Regions from separate parts of the Mus musculus genome. Here region 1 is linked to region 2. The links are chromatin loops, found by intact Hi-C in ENCODE. Cell type or tissue: left cerebral cortex. All regions are shown on one strand. Links, peaks and the distances in the headings refer to the core of each region. The heading gives the core; the rest is flanking DNA.

Region 1 (5,378 bases), core at 174-5,173, 150 kb before region 2:
TTTAAAGTTTATATATAAAACCCCCAAACTACTGGCAGAGTGTAGGAAGTTGATAGGTATGATGGGAGACAAAAAAATAAAAAGCATAAATGGAAAAGAGTTGACCATTTCACACGTGTTGGCTTTAATAGTGAGAAATTTAAGTGTATAGGGCCTCAGACCACATGTGGTAGACTGAGCACTTGAAGGAAGCACCAGAATAAAGGTTCTGAGGCAGGAGACCAGAGTATTGGAGAAAGCATAGGACAGAAGGTTAGAGGGGAAACCTGTCAGAGCTGGAGCTTTGCAGGCAACTGCAGGCCTTTTGAGAAAGTTAGAACTCACATGTATTGGTTAGTTACAGTTATTACTTAGTTTCAGAGCAACCTCCCCAACCCCGGCTTCTACACTTAAAATTTAATGTGTATAAAAGCTGCCTAAGGAGCAAAATGCCCATGTAGGGAGATACAGAGATAAAGTATGGAGCAGAGACTGAAGGAAAGACAATCCAGAGACTGCCCCACCTGGGGATGCATCCCATATACAGTTACCAAATCTAGACACTATTGTGGATTCCAACAAGTACTTGCTGGCAGGAGCTCCATATATCTGAGAGGCTCTGCCAGTGCCTGACAAACACAGAGGTGGATGTTCTCAGCCAACTATTGGACTGAGCACAGGATCCACAATGAAGGAGCTAGGGAAAGTACCCAAGGAGCTGAAGGGGTTTGCAGCCCCATAGGAGGAACAACAATATGAACCAACCAGTACCCCCAGAGTTTCCAGGGACTAAACCACCAACCAAAGAGTATACATGGACAGACCCATGGCTCCAGCTGCATATGTAGCCGAGGATGGCCCTGTGGCATATCAATGGGAAGAGAGACCCTTGGTCCTGTGAAAATTCAATGCCCCAGTGTAGGGAAGAATTCAATGCCAGAATAGGGAAGCAGGAGTGGGTGGGCTGGTAAGCAGGTGGGTAGGAGGGATGGGATAGGGGGAAACAAGGAAAGGGTATAACATTTTAAATGTAAATAAAGAAAATATCTAAAATAAATAAAAATAAAAGCTGGCCGAGAGCTTGTTAACATTTAGTTGCTGATCTAGTAGTTCTTGTGCACCTTGAGCAAGCTTCCATATCCTGCCCAACGGCTAGGCTTACTTCTCTGTTTTTCACTGCAAGGGTGTTGTGGTGTTTGAACCTGGAAGATCCACTCAGAAAGTTTCTCTTCACATTTGTCATGCATTCCCTCAGTACTCATGGTGCTGTAGCCCTGCTATAGGATATGAGGTTTCTTTAGGAGTGCCAGACAGGTTTTCTGGCTGATTCTCTGTAGGCTATGAAAAATTTCTAGGGCTCCCTCCCTCACTACTCCTGTAAACCCTCTGTCTCAAAAATCTCACCTGGAAATCCTTCTCTACTCCTAGAATGGTATTTTTATTCTATGTGTGTCCTATCCCAATTACAGGAGCTTGGACTCAGGCCTGTTATTTCTGGCTCTGGACTGGGATTCACAGCGTTACTCTGTGTAGACCTGAGGCAGCTGGAGGATTTGTGCCTAGGCAAGGAGTTTGGAATTTGTTAACATGCTGAACAGCTTAGGAGTCACCATAGCCATTTGCAAAGGGCCAACAGATTATGGTAGCATGGTAACATAATTAGGCCAAGCCTTTTTCTCCTTCGCTGTATAGTCTCCAGAATGTTCCTTAGTATCCCTCTCCTCTCCACCTGCTCTTCCTCCTCCTCACTAAGGACTGAATCCTCCTCCTCACTAAGGACTGAATCCAGGACTTCCCACATGCTGAGTAACTGTTTTATCACTGAGATGTAACTAACACCAGCCCTCAGTTGCCATTTTATCAGGAAACTGGGAACAAGAATACCTCCTTCAAGAACAGAGATAATGTAAAATTAGTATTCAGTAAAATGCCTTGTATGTTACTTTTTTATTCTTTCTAAGTCATTTTACATAAATATTATGGTTCTGGCTTTCACATTCCCTAGAGTTGAATCGTTGGGACAAATCTTACAGTAGAATAATTATGTAATGAGACAGACATGCCGATGACCAATTAATTATGAGAGATGTCACAGAAAATAACAGAAGAGGAAAAATACTTAGAAAATTGATGGAGACGGTAGTGGGTGCCTTTACGATGTCACTGTAGGAGCAATGGCTCTGTCTTATGAACCCCTGGGGACACGCTTGCTATCAATGATAGGAGATGAGTCAGCAACACTACCAAGGCCAAGCACAGGTGGAAACTAACTTTCTAACTGCAAAATAAGACTAAGGGCGTGTAGCATGTGAGGGTGGGCTGGTACGCAGCCGCTGAGCGGAGCCAATCACTGGGTGCAGTGGGTCCTGCCGTGGTGACGTCACGGTTGCCATGGAGAGGCCAGCTTCGTAGAGACCCTGGGCTGGTAGCGGCTTTGAAACCTTGTTCTCTGGCACCATGAGCGGACGGAGTAGGGGTCGAAAGTCTTCCCGCGCCAAAGGCCGGGGCAAAGGCCGGGCCAGAGCCCGGGTCCGGGCCGCTGCGGAAGACGCCTGGCACGACGAAAAGCCACCACAGAGCCCGCGGCTCGGGGAGGACTCCGCGGCCGCGCAGGTGCAGGCCGGCGCAGCTCAAGGAGGCGCCGAACCAGCCGAGCTGCGGGAAGAGGCGGCCTGCCGCCTCCCGCTGGACTGCGGCCTGGCGTTGCGGGCTCGGGCTGCAGACGAGCGCGGGCTGGCGGCCCCTGATCCGGACCTGGAGAGGGCCCGTTCCCTCGCCGAGCGCCTGACCAGCGACACCAGCTTCGTGGGAACCGTGGGAGCCTTGGCGAAGCTGCGACGCGGCTCCCGCATTGGAAATCGGCGAGTCCCCGGGAGGAAGGCCCCAGATACTCGGAGCGCCACGGGGAGGGGACCTCAGGCCACAGTTAGTGGGAAGCCGAAGATGGCCTCTGCGGGGTTGTGCGCCGCTGCTCCAGTGGGGGAGGAAAAAAAGATGACAGAGAAGCATGCTGGGGCAGGGTCTCCCGCGACAGTGGGCAGCATGGATACCCTAGAGACGGTCCAGCTAAAGCTAGAGACCATGAATGCACAGGCTGACAGGGCATATCTCAGGCTTTCACGCAAGTTTGGCCAGTTGCGACTTCACCACTTAGAGCGCCGGAACCTCCTCATCCAGAGCATTCCGGGCTTCTGGGGGCAAGCTTTTCAGAACCATCCCCAGCTGTCAGCTTTTCTGAATACCAAAGATAAGGAGGTATTGAGCTATTTGAACAGACTGGAGGTGGAAGAACTTGGCCTTGCCAGGTTGGGCTACAAAATCAAGTTCTACTTTGGCCGAAACCCCTATTTCCAAAACAAGGTGCTCATTAAGGAATATGGCTGTGGTCCATCCGGTCAAGTGGTGTCTCGTTCAGCTCCAATCCAGTGGCTCCCAGGCCATGATCTACAATCCCTAAGCAAGGAAAACCCAGAAAACAATGGTAGCTTCTTTGGGTGGTTTTCAAATCACAGCTCTATTGAGTCTGACAAGATTGTTGAGATAATTAATGAGGACCTGTGGCCCAATCCTCTACAGTACTACCTGATCAGTGAAGAAGCCCGTGGAGAGAAAGGAAAGGAAGAAAGGCCAGGTCCAGCAAAACTGAGCCCTGCACCTGCAGTGAGGCAGCCCAACTGATCCGACACAGATCTCCCTACCACCTCTTGCTGGACCTGTTAGGCTGACCACGTGGGTTTGGTTGTCTGCCTTCTGTTCATACCATACATGGTAGCCACTTTGGACTTATCTTCAAGAATGTGACATTTGTGATAATATTCTCTGCTTCCCCATGACCTCACCTTGTCACAATAGTGTTGCATGTGTGACATTCTCACTGTTTGTGTATCAATCACTTCTGATATATGACTTTCTCTACACTATCCAGTCCCTGTTCTTGGCTCTGGCTCTTCCCACTTTCCTTTCACCTGGACATTCTGAGTCATTGTCCAGATGGATATTCAAGCTATGCTACTTCATGGCCAGTCAGCTGGGCTTTGTGTCCATTTTAAGCATGCATGTTATCAGTGGCAAGATTTTTCTATTGCTATCACAAAATGAAGCCAGTGCTTTTATTCTGTGGGTATGGAGACATCAACCAAGGTTCTTCCTATTTTGTTTCCCACTTCAGCCTAGGTCCAGCAGACTACTGGTGTGGATGAGGACAAGGGAAAACAAGAATATGTTCTGTTCACATCATACATCTCTTCTTGCCTCATAGACAGCCTGCTAGTGAACCCTCATCATGGTCTGGCTATGCCTGACTGCAGTCAGTCCATTGACTGTTGGCTAGGTGGGTGTTATTGGCTCCATCTTGCTTATCAAAGACCTCAAGAACTGCCTATGGACCCAGGTACCTTCCCAATGCATGAGCTACAAACCCACCTTCCCCAGACTTTAGAAAACCTACTGCTTGTCAGATTGGTGGGCAGCCTGGCATTTGTGAACATATGCTTGTTGCTCTCATGTTGTGAGCCCTGAGAAGGGTAGAGCTTTGGACCACATCTTTATCAACTGGGTATCTGTGCCATTTCTCTTATTCCTTATTCCTTGCTAAGAAGGGACAAGAAGGAATTTTGAGGAAGAGAGATTTTTCATTTCTATGCCCATGTTTACGTCACACCTTCATGCAACTTAGTCTCCTTCCCTATCAACCTACCTTGGGACTTCCTACTCTCCTTATGAACCCTCTCCCAGCCTTTTAAAATAGCATCACAGTGCAGACAAAAAAAAAATCATCAACCAGACTTTTCTACATACAGTTAGGGAGGCAGAAAGAGGCTTCCTTTGCACACTCATGTAGTAGGCTGAGATAGGATAAAGAAAAACCAAAAGGTCTCAAGAGAGTCTATGGTCAGACATAGGTCCTGAATCCTGGCTTTGTTCAGTAGTTCTAAAGTTGTATGCATCTGCTAGAATTAGAAACCCTAAGGCAGCAGTGTTGTGGTCTCTTGTGTCTTCTGTCTGTTTCTTTTTAAGTCCCAGGGGCTTCTTCCTTTTGTCTCATTTGATAGCCTATGCCACTGGGGTCCCCAGCCCCCAGCTTTCCCACTCAGTAGTGCTTTGCTATCTTTGTTTCTTAGCCCAAATGTACTCACTATGGAAGAATCCCAAGGTGTTACTGGGGACAGGACAGGCAGAACCTGTTCTAGATATTTCTGGTAAGTGTGCAGGCTGAGCTGGACCATCTCTACCAAAGTTTGTCTGTGTTCTGACTTATCTTCTTTGGAAAGTAGAACTCTGTAAGCCAGCCCCCATGCTGGTATGGAAGACTTCATTCTTACCTTTGTGAGGGGGTCCTTGAGAAAATAGGCAAGGGAATCAGGGCAAGATAGGTATGAACCTGGTATTGAGTGGGTCAG
Region 2 (5,378 bases), core at 88-5,087:
TTTTTCTTTGAATTTGTTTATATAGTGATTACATTCATGGATTTCCATAGATTGAAACATCCCTGCATCCCAGGAATGAAGCATACTTGATCATGATGGATGATCATTTTGATGTGTTCTTGGATTTGGTCTGTGAGAATTTTATTGAGTATTTTTGTATCAATATTCATAACGGAAATTGGTCTGAAGATCTCTTTCTTTGTTGGTTCTTTGTGTGGTTTAGGTATAAGCATAATTGTGGCTTTGTAGGATGAATTGCATAGTGTTCCTTATGTTTTTATTTTGTGGAAAAGTTTGAAGAGTATTGGTATAAGGTCTTCTTCAAAGGTCTGATAGAATTTTGCACTAAACCCATTTAGTAATGGGCTTATTTTAGAAGGGAGACTATTAATGACTGCTTCTATTTCTTTTGGGGTTGTGGGACTGTTCAGATGTTTTATCTGATCCTGATTTAACTATCTGGTATCTGTCTAGAAAATTGGCCATTTCATCTAGAATTTCCAGTTTTGTTGAATATAGGCTTTTGTAGTAGAATCTGATGATTTTTTTTTAAAATTTCCTCATTTTCTGTTGTTATGTCTCCCTTTTCATTTCTGATTTTGTTAATTTAGATACAATTCTGTGCTGTCTGGTTACTCTGGCTAAAGGTATATTTATCTTGTTGATGTTCTTAAAGAACTGCTCCTGGTTTTGTTGATTCTTAGTAAAATTTTTTGTTCTTTGACTCTACTTGGTTGATTTCAGCTCTGAATTTGATTATTTTCTGCTGTCTACTCCTCTTGGGTATACTTGCTTCTTTATGTTTTATAGCTCTCAGGTGTGCTGCCAAGCTGCTAGTGTATGCTCTCTCCAGTTTCCTTTTAGAGACACTCATAGCTATGAATTTTCATGTTAGCATTGTTTTCATTGTGTCCCATAAGTTTGGGTATGTTGTGGCTTCATTTTCATTACATTCTAAAATGTCTTTAATTTCTTGCATTATTTCTTCTTTGACCAAGATATAGTTGAGTAGAACATTGTTCAGCTCCATGTGTGGGTTTTCTATTGTTTTTGTTGTTATTGAAGACCAGCCTTAGTCCATGGTGATCTGATAGGGTATATGGGATTATATCAATCTTCTTACATCTGTTGAGGCTTATTTTGTAAGTGATCATATGGTCAGTTTTGGAGAAGGTATTATGAGGTGCTGAGAAGAAGGTATATGCTTTTGTTTTAGGATGAAATGCTCTATACATATCTGTTAAACTCATTTTGTTCATAACTTGTGTTAGTTTCACTATTGCTCTGTTTAATTTCTGTTTCAATGATGTGTCCATTGTTGAGAGTTTGTTGTTGGAGTTTCCCACTATTATTATGTGAGGTGCAATGTGTGCTTTGAGTTTTAGTAAAGTTTTTGTTGTTGTTGTTTTGTTTTGTTTTTGTTTTTGTTATTTTATTTATTTATTTTTTATTTTTTTATGAATGTAGGTGCCCTTGCATTTGGAGCATAGATGTTCAGAATTGAGAGTTCATCATGGTAGATTTTTCCTTTATTGAGTATGGAGTGTCCTTCCTTATCTTTTTTGATAACTTCTGGTTGAAAGTCGATGTTATTTGATGTTAGAATGTCTACTTGAGCTTGTTTCTTGGGACCATTTGCTTACAAAGGTTTTTTTTTTTTTTTTTTTTTTTTTCAGCCTTTCACTCTGAGGTAGTGTCTGTCTTTGTCACTGAGGTGGGTTTCCTGTATGCAGCAAAATGCTGTGTCCTGTTTATGTATCCAGTCTGTTAGTCTATGTCACTTCATTAGAGAATTGAGTCCATTGATCTTAAGAGATGTTATGAATGGGGATGTGTTTTAATCCCATCTGTCCCCAATTCTCATCCTTCTATTCAGGGAATAACTTGGCAGTGTATAGGGGCACCCAGGTATAGTGGCTTGTGTTCTTATGCTAATATGTTACCCAAAAACCTGCCCCCAGTTGGCTCTGCCCCAGTTGGGAAATAAAGTTGCCAGCAGCCAATGGCTGGGCTGGTAGACAGAGGCAGGACTTTTAGGATGCCCAGGCAAGAAACACAAGAGAGGAGGAAGAAGGGAGTCCTCCAAGAAAAGGGCATAGGCAGACCATGCTGGGAAGGCACAGGAGGGAGAGACGGATGAAATATAGGTGCAAGGAGGAAAGTGGCCCCAGAAGGGCTGCCCAGAAGGGTCCAAGGGCAACAAAGATAAAATATAGATTTAATAAGCATTAACTCAGGAATATCAGAGGAATAACCATTGAGCACGTTAAGGCATATTAAAAATAAGCGGTGTATATGTGTGTGTGTGTGTTTGTGTGTGTGTGTGTCTTTCATTCATGAATCCAAAACATTTGGGAGGATTTAGAGGAGCCTCCAACAGGAGCATAGAGCAGACTTTAACAATTTACTGCAATACATAGGTATTTATTGAAATCACTTGACTGTTCAGCAAGTATGCTGACAAAAGATACAAGAACCATAGATTTCAGTATCTGGAAAGAAATCACATGGTTGGTGCTTAAAGGGGGGGTGCTGTTTGCTTCTGAGTCATCTCTTCAGTTATTTCAGTCATTTTTACTAAAGATGAAAATAATTCCTTCAAGCCTTCAAAAAATTGCAGTTCTTTTCCGGGTACTCCCAAGCTTCTACATTTGAAAGGCCAGTGGGAGCTGCTTGGTGGAGCCAAAGAGGAGAGGAACCATTTCTCCCACTCAACAGCTGTTTATCTTTGAGTAGTACTGTCTCTCTGTGCCTTAACTTCTTCATAGAGAAATCATCCAAGTGGCTATACAACCATGAGTAAAAGTTACTAACAATGACTTGTGATACATGTAGAAATTAAATTGATAATAAGAATCAACTTAGATTTGAAACAGTAATGGTTATCTTGGTTCACTGGTCTCGGTTCATAATTACATGGCCAATTTGGAGTAACTAAATATTTTTTCCCATTGATCAGGACCCTATCATCTCTACAAACAAAGAAAATTCAAAACATAGTCACTTTCAACTCCTTCAGCTGTTGCTGTGTCCCAGTCCAAGTTCCATAAACCTTCTGTCAAGACTGTTGTCACTCTTCCATGTGAGCCCCTGTTTCTGTTATTACATGGCACTGGTCAGGAAGTAGAGTTTAGACCACAAGGAAAGCTGAGATACATAATCCACGATCTTTTCCTATGATGTACATCTACCAAGTAAGTTCTGTATCCTCAAAGTTCCAAAACATCATATTATAGCACCACCATCATGGAACCACATGTTCAAACAAAAAAGCTTGTAGGGGACATTTCACATTCAAATTATAATACCAAGGTATCTTTAGCCTTTGGCCCACAGTAGAATCTCAACACAATAAGTGTGTTGGTTCCCTTCCCAATTCTAAGAAGGGGTGAAGTATCTGCACTTTGGTCTTCGTTCTTCTTGAGCTTCATGTGTTTTGCAAATTGTATCTTGGGTATTCTAAGTTTCTGGGCTAATATCCCCTTGTCAGTGAGTACATATCATGTGAGTTCTTTTGTGATTGGGTTACCTCACTCAGGATGATACCCTCCAGATCCATCCATTTGCCTAGGAATTTCATAAATTCATTGTTTTTAATAGCTGAGTAGTACTCCATTGTGTAAGTGTACCACATTTTCTGTATCCATTTCTCCGTTAAGGGACAAAATACCCAGGGAAGGAGTTACAGAGACAAAGTTTGGAGCTGAGACAAAAGGAAGGACCATCCAGAGACTGCTGCACCTGGGGATCCATCCCATAATCAGCCACCAAATGCAGACACTATTGCATATGCCAGCAAGATTTTGCTGAAAGGACCCTGATATAGCTGTCTCTTGTGAGGCTATGCCAGTGCCTGGCAAACACAGAAGTGGATGCTCACAGTCAGCTATTGGATGGAACACCGGGCCCACAATGGAGGAGCTAGAGAAAGTACCCAAGGAGCTGAAGGGGTCTGCAACCCTATAGGTGGAACAACAATATGAACTAACCAGCACCCCTAGAGCTCATGTCTCTAGCTGCATATATAGCAGAAGATGGCCTAGTCAGCCATCATTGGGAAGAGAGGCCACTTGGTCTTGCAAACTTTATATGCCCCAGTACAAGAGAACACCAGGGCCAAGAAGTGGGAGTGGATGGGTAGGGGAGCGGTGGCGGGGGGAAGGTATAGGGGACTTTCGGGATAGCATTTGAAATGTAAATGAAGAAAATACCTAATAAAATTGGAAGAAAAAATATAAGTGTGTTGGTGTATGATTGAGAGCCAAGGCTAACTTTTTCAACTTTGTATAGTCCATCCCTGGCAGAGAAATGGGCAGAAGTCAAGAATTAATTGCTTGGGAGTTCTACTTGCTTCCTAGTGTGTCAAGGACAGCATGGAGGTTTTCTGTTCTGTAGGCACCCCCAGTGACCAAAGGGCTTAGCCTTAACTCTCCCAATTTTATAAACATATGTATTCACACATATAAATTAAAGAAACAAACTTGCCACTGTGCACAAATGCAACCCCTCCACTTTCTGCCAGTGTATAACCCATGCATTTTTTTCTGTGACCTTCATTAGCATTCAGGTCAGACACTTCTCATGGGCATGGCCTTGAACAGGGAAATTATTATTAATGAAAGAAATATTCTGTTCTTCTGGTAGTATGGAAGAGGAGAGGGTATTTCAGCATTCAATGATGAAGAAGCTGCAGTCACAGTTTTATGTTTTATGCCACTGCATCATGGCATCTAAGAAGAATCACCAAATGAATTTTGGAACCCATCTGATGTCTATGGGATGAAAATACCATATAAGAAAATTATGAATAAGTAGTTCATAGTAAATTCAGATTTACAATATCAAATCATGGCTTTCAATTGGGTCCTCACTAAAATCTTATTTAAAAGACCCATAAAGCCATTTTCAGCTGTAGTAAGGTACAAAGGAAGCCTCAAGCCTCTTAGTAAGCTGCACTAGCACTAAAGAATCAGGCAGCATCTGCCTGTATTATCTGCCTAGTTCTTTTAGTTCTTTAGTTTCATTTGTTTGTTTTTAAAGAGGAAGGATTACAAGCATATTTGTTCATATAGGATCACAACACACAGGACAGCCTGAAACCCACAAGGCTAGCCTTGAAACCACAGGAACCAAGCTGTTATCTTTCAGGCTTGTGCCACCACTCCTGGCCTCCTAGTTACTTAAGTTTCTAGAAAAAATGCCAAACTGTTATGTCTGTAATCTACTGAGAATATTACAACTTATGTAACTATGCTACTGTTTATGCTAGAACTGTTTATAGTAGCCCAACGGTGGAAACAGTGGAAATGTCTATGAATTGAGGAGCAGATAGCAAAAGGCTGTTATACAACAGGATGTTATTCAGTCTTAAGATGAAA

What was found. A loop is a pair of places that touch in the nucleus more often than their neighbours do. Peaks named below come from ENCODE experiments on the same cell type or tissue, not always from the same donor. Only the 100,000 strongest peaks of a DNase experiment are listed, where the experiment ranks them.
Region 1: a loop joins it to region 2, with 6 times the contacts of the local background. A loop is called at or near these places in 2 of 42 quality-filtered maps.

What each region holds. Positions count from the first base shown.
Region 1 is chr15:33,684,856-33,690,233 of GRCm38, reverse strand. It overlaps Tspyl5 (testis-specific protein, Y-encoded-like 5), which reads left to right and starts at 2,351. Exons shown (of 1, transcript NM_001085421.1): 1 at 2,351-5,378. The coding sequence starts at 2,437. The coding sequence ends at 3,657. In left cerebral cortex, for the core only: no CTCF peak of the experiment used is centred there; DNase peaks (open chromatin) are centred at 1,765, 2,349 and 2,844; H3K4me3 peaks cover 1,886 bases; H3K27ac peaks cover 1,900 bases.
Region 2 is chr15:33,537,651-33,543,028 of GRCm38, reverse strand. All of the region lies in intron 7 of Cpq (carboxypeptidase Q), which reads right to left. Among named protein-coding and RNA genes, the nearest start is that of 4930592A05Rik, 110 kb to the left of the region's middle. In left cerebral cortex, for the core only: no CTCF peak of the experiment used is centred there; a DNase peak (open chromatin) is centred at 2,621.